Linked DNA regions of Homo sapiens: region 2 is linked to region 1. A link is an interaction called in ENCODE POLR2A ChIA-PET data of the cell type or tissue named here. Cell type or tissue: A673. All regions are shown on one strand. Links, peaks and the distances in the headings refer to the core of each region. The heading gives the core; the rest is flanking DNA.

What was found. Peaks named below come from ENCODE experiments on the same cell type or tissue, not always from the same donor. Only the 100,000 strongest peaks of a DNase experiment are listed, where the experiment ranks them.
Region 2: POLR2A ChIA-PET joins it to region 1 with 6 read pairs; 1 of 35 experiments calls an interaction of 5 or more read pairs at or near these places.

What each region holds. Positions count from the first base shown.
Region 1 is chr18:10,326,846-10,331,245 of GRCh38, forward strand. No RefSeq gene overlaps it. Among named protein-coding and RNA genes, the nearest start is that of LINC01254, 85 kb to the right of the region's middle. In A673, for the core only: no CTCF peak of the experiment used is centred there; a DNase peak (open chromatin) is centred at 2,486.
Region 2 is chr18:10,458,309-10,462,708 of GRCh38, forward strand. The region is part of intron 1 of APCDD1 (APC down-regulated 1); the gene reads left to right. Among named protein-coding and RNA genes, the nearest start is that of APCDD1, 5.9 kb to the left of the region's middle. In A673, for the core only: no CTCF peak of the experiment used is centred there; DNase peaks (open chromatin) are centred at 2,503, 2,853 and 3,863; H3K4me3 peaks cover 2,600 bases; H3K27ac peaks cover 3,952 bases.

The DNA of each region.
Region 1 (4,400 bases), core at 328-4,327:
TAGCCCAACTACACGGATTAATTTGTTCTGAACAAAGAATTTAGGCCATAAAAGCCTGATCTCTTTTCAGAAAAATTTAAAGCATCAAATACTTAATAGTTACTTAAATCAACATTTTAGCTCGTATTTTTCTGAAAATCTATTGAGAATATTTATTTCTCCTCAACCTTAAAAGTCCTTTAATTTTTTATTAAAAGTTAATTTGATGAAAATGTCTGCTTACCTTGATTCTACCTAATTTTTATGTCCTAATGATCCAATATCTTGCAGGCCATCTGGCCCTGATGATTTTTGTAAGTTCTCTGGTACAAAAAGTCACACAATATAGCTAAAATAGTATCGACTCAACGCTTGTTAGCTCTTCTGCAAATAAGCTGTGTTATTTAGGCAACTGTCTTCACCTTTGTTGGCCTCAGTCTGTTTATCTGTAAAATGAGAGAATAAAGTTCTGTGATTTTGTGAAAAACTATTGAATTCGAATGATCGTGTGAATCAAGCTATGTTTCCCATAAGGACCACACCACCATCCAATTCCAACATGCATTTGTCGTCTGCATTTCTATACAGTGGATCAGAGCTGGAAATACTACTTCCATTGCCCTTAGATGACAATCAAGGCTGGATTCAGACTGTTAAAATGCATTTTACCATGACTACAGAAAATGCTGGAATTCCCATTTTCTGGATTTCAATCAGTATTAGCTTCATTCACTCTGGTTTAAATTATTCTCTATTTTTCCTCCAAGAATTTTTGGTGTGTCTTAAGAGTTGGGAATATTGATTATTTTCACCTTAAAAAACCCTGTCTTTTAGCCGGAAGCAAGGTTTGTGAGCCACGTTCACAATCTTCCTAGAAATAAACTCTCATGGAAATCATATCATCTTAAGGAGACTCTCAAAAGTATTTTAACATTTTGTCGAGAAAAAAGGGGCAAGTAAACCTACAATAGATGCCAGTGGGGCCAGAAATAAAGAACAGAGTGCAAAATTAAAACCCCAAATCAGTTCTAAAGATTGTGACCTTCACAGCAGAAGATTCACTGAGGACATTTGAGAGTCTAGTCATCTGTGTTGACTGTTCCTTTGATCATTCTGTGTTTAAGCATATATCTCATTTACTCTCCCAACTGCCTAACAAATTATTTATAAAATTTTACAAAGAAAAGGAAACCCCCTAATAGCACTAGAAACTAGGCTATTCATTAGCATGCAAGGATGTCACCTGTCCCATCTGTGAGTATCTGGATAGATCTTGCCTCAATCAAGACGGGAAAAAAACAAAGCCAATGAAACACTTCTAGCCACAGGAAAAGAAAAGTCCTATTCAGAAGAAGCATCAGCTGGGTGCAGTGGCTCACACCTGTAATCCCAGCACTTCGGGAGGCCGAGGTGAGAGGATAGCTTGAGTCCAGGAGTTCAAGACCAGCCTGGTTTACATAGCAAGACCCTGACTCAAAATAAATAAATAAATAAATAAATAAATAAATATAAAAGAAGCACCTTACCACAAGAAATACAAGAAAGTTTTCAAAAACATTAGATTATGTTCTCAATAAATCTCAATGAAGCATGAACTTCATGAAGACAGTGATAAAGGCTGAAATATAAGATGAGATGGAGCAGGGCACGGTGGCTCATGTCTGTAATCCCAGCACTTTGGGAAGAAGCCAAGGCAGGCGGATCACCTGACGTCAGGAGTTCGAGACCAGCCTGGCCAACATGGTGAAATCCTGTCTCTATTAAAAATACAAAAAATTAGCTGGGCATGGTGGCGGGCACCTATAATCCCAGCTACTTGGGAGGCTAAGGTAGGAGAATTGTTTGAACCTGGGGGGCAGAGGTTGCAGTGAGCCAAGATCGTGCCATTGCACTCAAGCCTGGGCAACAGTGTGAGACACTCTGTCTCAAAAAAAAAAAAAAAAAAAAAAAAAAAAAAAAAAGATGTGATGGAAGGAAGCAGTGGCAACTGAAAAGGTGATGGCACAAAATTTTTAAATCCGCAAGGAGCTCAAGTTCAAGGTGAAGCTTGAGCATATGTTTGCCTTTCCTTCCAGCCCAAATTCCATGGCAATAAGTGAGGTTTATAAGAGCAGAATAAATCCATAGCAAAAAAGCATAATGAGTGAGTATGGTACTACTGGGAGAATTTTTGAGAGGCAGTTTCAAGACAGAAGTTGAACTGATGGAGAAACCAGACTCTGCAGAGGCCTCCACCTTCCAGCTCAGGGGAAAGAGGGACCAGCAAGAGAACTGCCGATGTTTCCGACGGACAGCAGCATTGGTAAAAGTAATTTAAACTGACATTACTCATTTTCAACCACTGAGATGTACTCTCCCCACCCCCCGACCCCATCCCATAAGCCTCCAGTTCATCTGGCCCCAGGGGGCTTCAGAGACCAAACCTCAAGTTCAGGAGAGAGAAGACTGTTCATCTTATGATACTGAGGGCTGAGTCTGAAGCTGGGGTGAGTCATCCATCCAGTGAGTACTCTTGGAAGGCCATACTAATAAGGCTTTGGCTATTTTAGGATTAGTTTGTGGGGATTAGTAGGGCCTGTCACAGATATCCAGTGGGGCTTTGGTGAGCAGGCTATGGATAATACAGTCCATTATGTGTATACAATTTTTGCTACTATGTAAACATCAGAAGGGCATGTGTGGAGACAACTAAACAAATAGGCAAAAATAAAAATATTGGTAGTTGAGGTGCAGAGACAACGAGTGAGTGCCTCGCTTCCTGCCCTGGCCTTGGTGGCACTGTCATAATTATGGGGCCGCCCTCATTGTGTTCAAGCAATTACCCTGTAGCAGGCTGCCTGGGCTCTGCAGCCAGCCCCATCCCCCAGATAATGAGAGGAACATCTTCGTAGAGTTGTTGTGAGTGGTAAATGAACTCGTACACAGCACATTAAAAAGTCTAAGTTGTGGCCGGGCACGGTGGCTCACACCTGCAATCCCAGCACTTTGGGAGGCCAAGGCGGGCAGATCATGAGGTCAAGAGTTAGAGACCATTCTGGCCAACATGGTGAAACCCCATCTCTACTAAAAGTACAAAAATTAGCCGGGCGTGGTGGTGCTCGCCTGTAGTCCCAGCTACTTGGGAGGCTGAGGCAGGAGAATTGCTTGAACCCAGGAGGCGGAGGTTGCAGTGAGCTGAGATCACGCCACTGCACTCCAGCCTGGCGACAGAGTGAGACTCCGTCTCAAAAAAAAAAAAAAAGTCTAAGTTGTTAGCTCTATTTCTTGTCTGTCTTCCCGCTGAATTATGCACCTCTGTGCGTGGAGGCTGTGTCTGTTTGATTCTCCAAAGCATGCCTAGTATCTAGTACAGCACTACAGCAAAAAGTGTAGGATAAATGCTTGTTAAAAACCTGGATTTTAGTTTAAAAAATAATATTTTTCATATCGCATGGTTTTCAGCAAAAAATAAAACCTATCATTCTACGTTTCCTCATTGGGACGCCTCTGGTTTTGCTCTTGTCGCCCCGTGTAGCAGTTTAGATTTGTCATCAATTACAAAAGACACAGAGTAACCTGGCCTCTATACTGTTCACCCATCTGTTGCTCTTTCATGAGGCAAACTCCTCACAGGTGATAAACGAACTTAACCCTAAAAGAAAATGACATCACCTGCATCTCAATGTAGTTCTGCAAGGCTGAGTCTGTGTTTCTGGCCCTGCCTATGCCGCTGATGGGCCTGCCAGGATTCTCTTCACTTGGTTTCTGCCCTTCAGTTCAGTTTCCTTATCTGCGAAGTCAGCTTTAGGCTTTGTTCCTGACAATGGGAGGGTTGGGAAAGGTGAGAGGCTGGGAGAAAGAAGGGAGGGTGAACAGGTGGAGTCTACACTTGCCTTCCCCTGCCCCTAGCAAAGCTGCCCCTGCTCCTGCCAGAGGCGTTGAGCTTCCACTTCCAAAAAGAAGTTACTTCTGCCACATGCTTTGAAAATCACTTCACTCAATAATTGCCAAAGTTTCTTTCGCCTTCGACAGATTTTGACTCAGTCCACTCCTGCTTTGGAAGTGTATATATATCTTTTATAACTTCAAAACTCTGACCAGAGGGAAATGAGTTCAATATATGGCTAAATAAGAGCAATGAAGTAGTGAAATGAAGGGTTACTTTGATCTTTGTTAACAGCAACACGTATATATACAAATTCTCTCCCACCTGCCACCCATTCTAAACCCTTTCTTCATCCTGCGTTGAGTTCGAGTTTCAGTTAAACTTGTCATCTCCATCAAATCACCCGGGTAGGGCAGGAGGTCATTTTCTTTATCTATCGATCACTCTATCTATCTATCATCTCTCACCGTAGCAGTTCACTCTGGAATGAAAGACTTTCAAATTTGTGGTTTCCTGAACATGTCAAATTCCTATCTGCCTTCATAGCTCTCTATAT
Region 2 (4,400 bases), core at 189-4,188, 130 kb after region 1:
AAGCTTATTCTGTCAAGACTTTTAAAAACTTTGCAGATTACCAAATGAGAGTTTAACCGACATAATGTGAGGAAACGTTTATACAGGGTAAAATAGAAATCTTTGAAAAACTATTTTACTAAGGACAGTTTTTGTGACCAAGAAAACATTCTTTCCTGCACTTTTTTCCCTCCTCTTAGTCATAAAAAGAAAATGAAGTCTTGAAAAGAAGCATGACTCACCTGTACCCAACAGGGGCAAGGGTCTCAGACAGATGTTAAATATCCTCTGTTAAAGAGATTGACAAGCCAATTTCATTCTTTTATACTAGCTGAGTTCATTCTTTTTCCCCTTAAATGAGAAAAGAACTAAATATAGGTGGGTGATATGTCTGTGTAATTACATACTACTATTTAGGGACAGACTGATGACAATATAATCAATCAAAGGGAGGCATAAAACATTTCAGACCAGAAATAGAAGATGATGTGTTAGTGATTGTCTACATCGGTTGAAAGATACACAGCAAGGCATGTCTTCAGTAGACTCTTCCCCTGGAGTTGAAGTGATCGCAGGGAAAACCAGGAAAAAATCCGCTACCATCCTGGACGTATGAGTTCTTAATGGGTTGGTTTTGTGTACATAGGCCATTGCTTAGTCCTCTCCAGTTTGGGAATAAAATTATTGTGGAAAGTCATGTGATAGGTATGTACATCTCAAGGTTGGAGAAAGGATATGGTATCATCCTAAAATTATTAAGGATATTCTGTTCTGCAAGGGTTTTCCGGTTTCATTCATTCAGCTAACCATTTATTCAGAAAGTTCATCTATGAGGGCCTACTATGTGCCAAGTGCCACCACTTGCCAGGTCCACTGGCCGAAAGGTAGCATTCTCCCTTCCTTGAGGATTCTTGAAGAATATCTAGGTGAGAGAAGGGAAGAAATACTGATTGTAGAGCCCCAGAGCTGAGTGGATGGCACACTGCAGTTGATTGCACTATTTTCCCTGCTGGGAATCCCACAAGCGTGCACACACACACACACACACACACAGACCACAACTGTGTTGAAGAGGGTGGATGTGGCTAGTCAGCTGCAGATCCAACATGCAAACTTTGCAACCTCTGGTTCAGCTCCAGTGTCCACCCTGAGGACTATGGCACTATAAAGTGGCACAGAAAAGTAACTTGTTTTCAACTAAAGTCAAGTGGAGCCAGGAATTTGAAAACTTGACCTTATTATATTGCTCATAAAGAGAGACGACTTTTAGATATGAAGATTTTAAGATGGGCAAAAGCAGCAAGCTTACTGCAAAAAAAATGGTAATAAAAACAAGAACTTGATAAGCAGAAGTACCACAATGGTGGTAAAATTCAGTACAGTCTGCAATACATACATGCTTTTATTTCAAAAAAATGGAAACCTGTGCTGGAGTTTATCTACCAGCACCCACTTCAAAGCACACATTTACAGTAATGACTGCTTATTTAATTGGGCAGGCAATTTCATGGCTAAGTAATTACTTGCACTTAATCTAATCAGTCACATTTTATGTATCACAACAATTCTAACGAGAACACTTTTCTCAGTCTGATTATTAAAGTATACAGGGCACATTATATAAAGTACAGAAACTTGCAAAATGAACAGAAAAGAATCATTTTAAGCTCTCCATAATGGTTGATATTTTGACATTATACTTAGTCCTTTTCAAGTTCAGGTTTTTTCCCTTAAGCCTTAGAGTACATGTATAGAGATTAACCTGATCAAAGATTAGTTTAGCCCCACGTGTGCTTGAAAATTATCGTTTCCTTCCCAAATAATTTTACATTTTATTATGTGTAAAATAGATCAGAACTTTTGATTTCTCAGTCAATATAGATCGGCAGGTGAAAAACCGTGGAATATATTCATCTAGATAATTCAGATTGTTAAAACTTTGTTGAGGACGGGCACGGTGGCTCACGCCTGTAATCCCAGGCCAAGGGCCTCCTTTGGGAGGCCAAGGCGGGCAGATCACCTGCGGTCAGGAGTTGGAGACCAGCCTGGCCAACGCGGCGAAACCCCGTCTCTACTAAAAAATAAATGCAAAAATATCACCTGGGTGTGGTGGCGCATGCCTGTAATTCCAGCTTCTCGGGAGGGTGAGGCAGGAATATCGCTTGAACCCAGGAGGCGGAGGTTGCAGTGAGCCGAGATCGTGCCACTGCCCTCCAGTCTGGGTGACAGAGCAAGACTCTGTCTCAAAAAAAAAAAAACAAAAAACAAACAAGCAAAAAAAACTTTATTGAAAAATCAAGGACTTGTACATGGAGTATACTGTCCTATTTCACTTTTTCCTGTATATGTCGCAATGATTCAAGCCTAAGAGATACCTGAGCACATAGTAGGCACTCAACCATTTGTTGAATGAATGAATATTGACTTGCAAAAGTCCAGCAGGCACCCCACCCTTTTTCTTCTCTCACTGTCTACAAAGGCTCTGTTTGGTTTCCGGGTACACTGGCGTGCTTCCTTAGCACACCATGGGTTTAGGAATGAGATCTGCTGTGGATGGCTCTAGCAGAAGTACTGTGTGTGTTCCCTTTGGAAACTATGCCAAGGACTGCTTTCTATGTGCATGATCTGGTGAATTCAGGGGATGTGAACAGTTAACCTGACACACAGGCCTTTTATTTAGGGCATAAACCTCCATGTCAATGGTCAACCCTGTGCTTCCTTTCATTTAGGTAACTCTGTTTTTAAAATGTGATATCTTTGGGAATTTTCACTCTCTGGTAGCCTATGGTGATTATGATTGTAGTTTACAATCATTGTGCAGTCATTTAGGATTACTATCATGGGGTAATGTATTCCTTGGGAGTAAATCACTAGTGCACACACGCAGGTGCACACACTTACATACCACCGAGCCCTCCAGAGCTCCAGGATCTCATTTAGTGCTCTGGATATGGTTGTCTATAAAATTATGTCCTAAAGCACACAGGGCTTAATTTGTTTCTAACAGATGAACCATTCCTTCCAGAATCTACTTTATTCTCTGACATTCATTTGGAAGAAACTACTCCCTTTGCCATAATAATTTTATCAGGGCCCAGACCATTGGACCCCCAATGTTTGAGACCATTTTATGGTGGAATCATTTGGATAACGTTATTCAGAATTCCTCTGGACTGGGAACAGTCCCTGGAGAGCTTCAAGTTTAGACAGTACCATGGACTGACTTTACACATTCTCAATCAAGAGTGCCTCTGTACCTGTATAGTAGCTAGCATTTGATCAAATGAGATGATATATACATAAAGTGAATTGTCGAGTGTAATGCAAACATTAGTCATTATCATCATGATCATTATGTTTAATTTATAGAGGAAAAAGAAAGGCATATATTAGATGACTTACCCAAAACCACTTTGAAGACCAAAAACTCACAGCCATTTTCTTAATATTTGTTTAATCCTTTCAGATAACTCTTTTTTGCAGATTCACTCGCAACAAAATCTTAGTGAATGGGAACTCCATTCCCTAGTCCCCTTAATTAACATCTAGAATCTTCAACTAATCAAAATGTTGACATTATTTGTGTGTGTACTCTCACATATAGTATATGGTTTCTAACTCTTGTTTTATCTGTAAAATAAGAGGAAAAAACTCCGTAGTCTACACAGTGTTGTTACGTGTTCATTCCAATACCTTTCTATCCACAGCCCCATTCTACAGGCACGGTAGTGCCTTAAGGCACTTCTAAGAACCTGAATCGTCAAAGAAAGATCATAAGGTCAAACTGCACTTGGCATACAATGGCAGAAGTTTCAACAACTGAATATTGTGATTAACCAACACTTCCAATTACACAAGTAATCCAATTAAGTGGGGGGGGCTTAAAAACTTAGCATTATATATAATAAGCACATTTATTATTATAAATAATAGGTGTACTCACACGGGAATGGTTATTATTAGTGCGGTCCTTGAACTTTGCATTGCTAAACACTGGGATGATTGATTTATGCAATTTAAAATGTATTAAAGGAGGCTGTATATATATTTTACAAAAGTTCCTTTTCAGATGCAGATGTACTGCTAAATTACTTGCTTCCTTCCTTCCTTCCTGTCTTCTTTCCTTCCTTCCTTCCTTTCCCCCTTGCTCCCTCTCTCCTTTCCTCCCTCCCTCCCTCCCTCCTTCCTTCCTTCCTGTGACCCTCCCTTCCTTCCTTCCTTCCTTCCTTCCTTCCTGTGACCCTCCCTTCCTCCCTTCCTTCCTTCCTGTGACCCTCCCTTCCTTCCTTCCTTCCTTCCCTCCCTCCTTCCTTCCTTCCTTCCTTCCTTCCTTCCTTCCCTCCTTCCTTCCCTCCCTCCTTCCTTCCTTCCTTCCTTCCTTCCTTCCTTCCTTCCTTCCCTCCTTCCTTCCTTTTTTAATA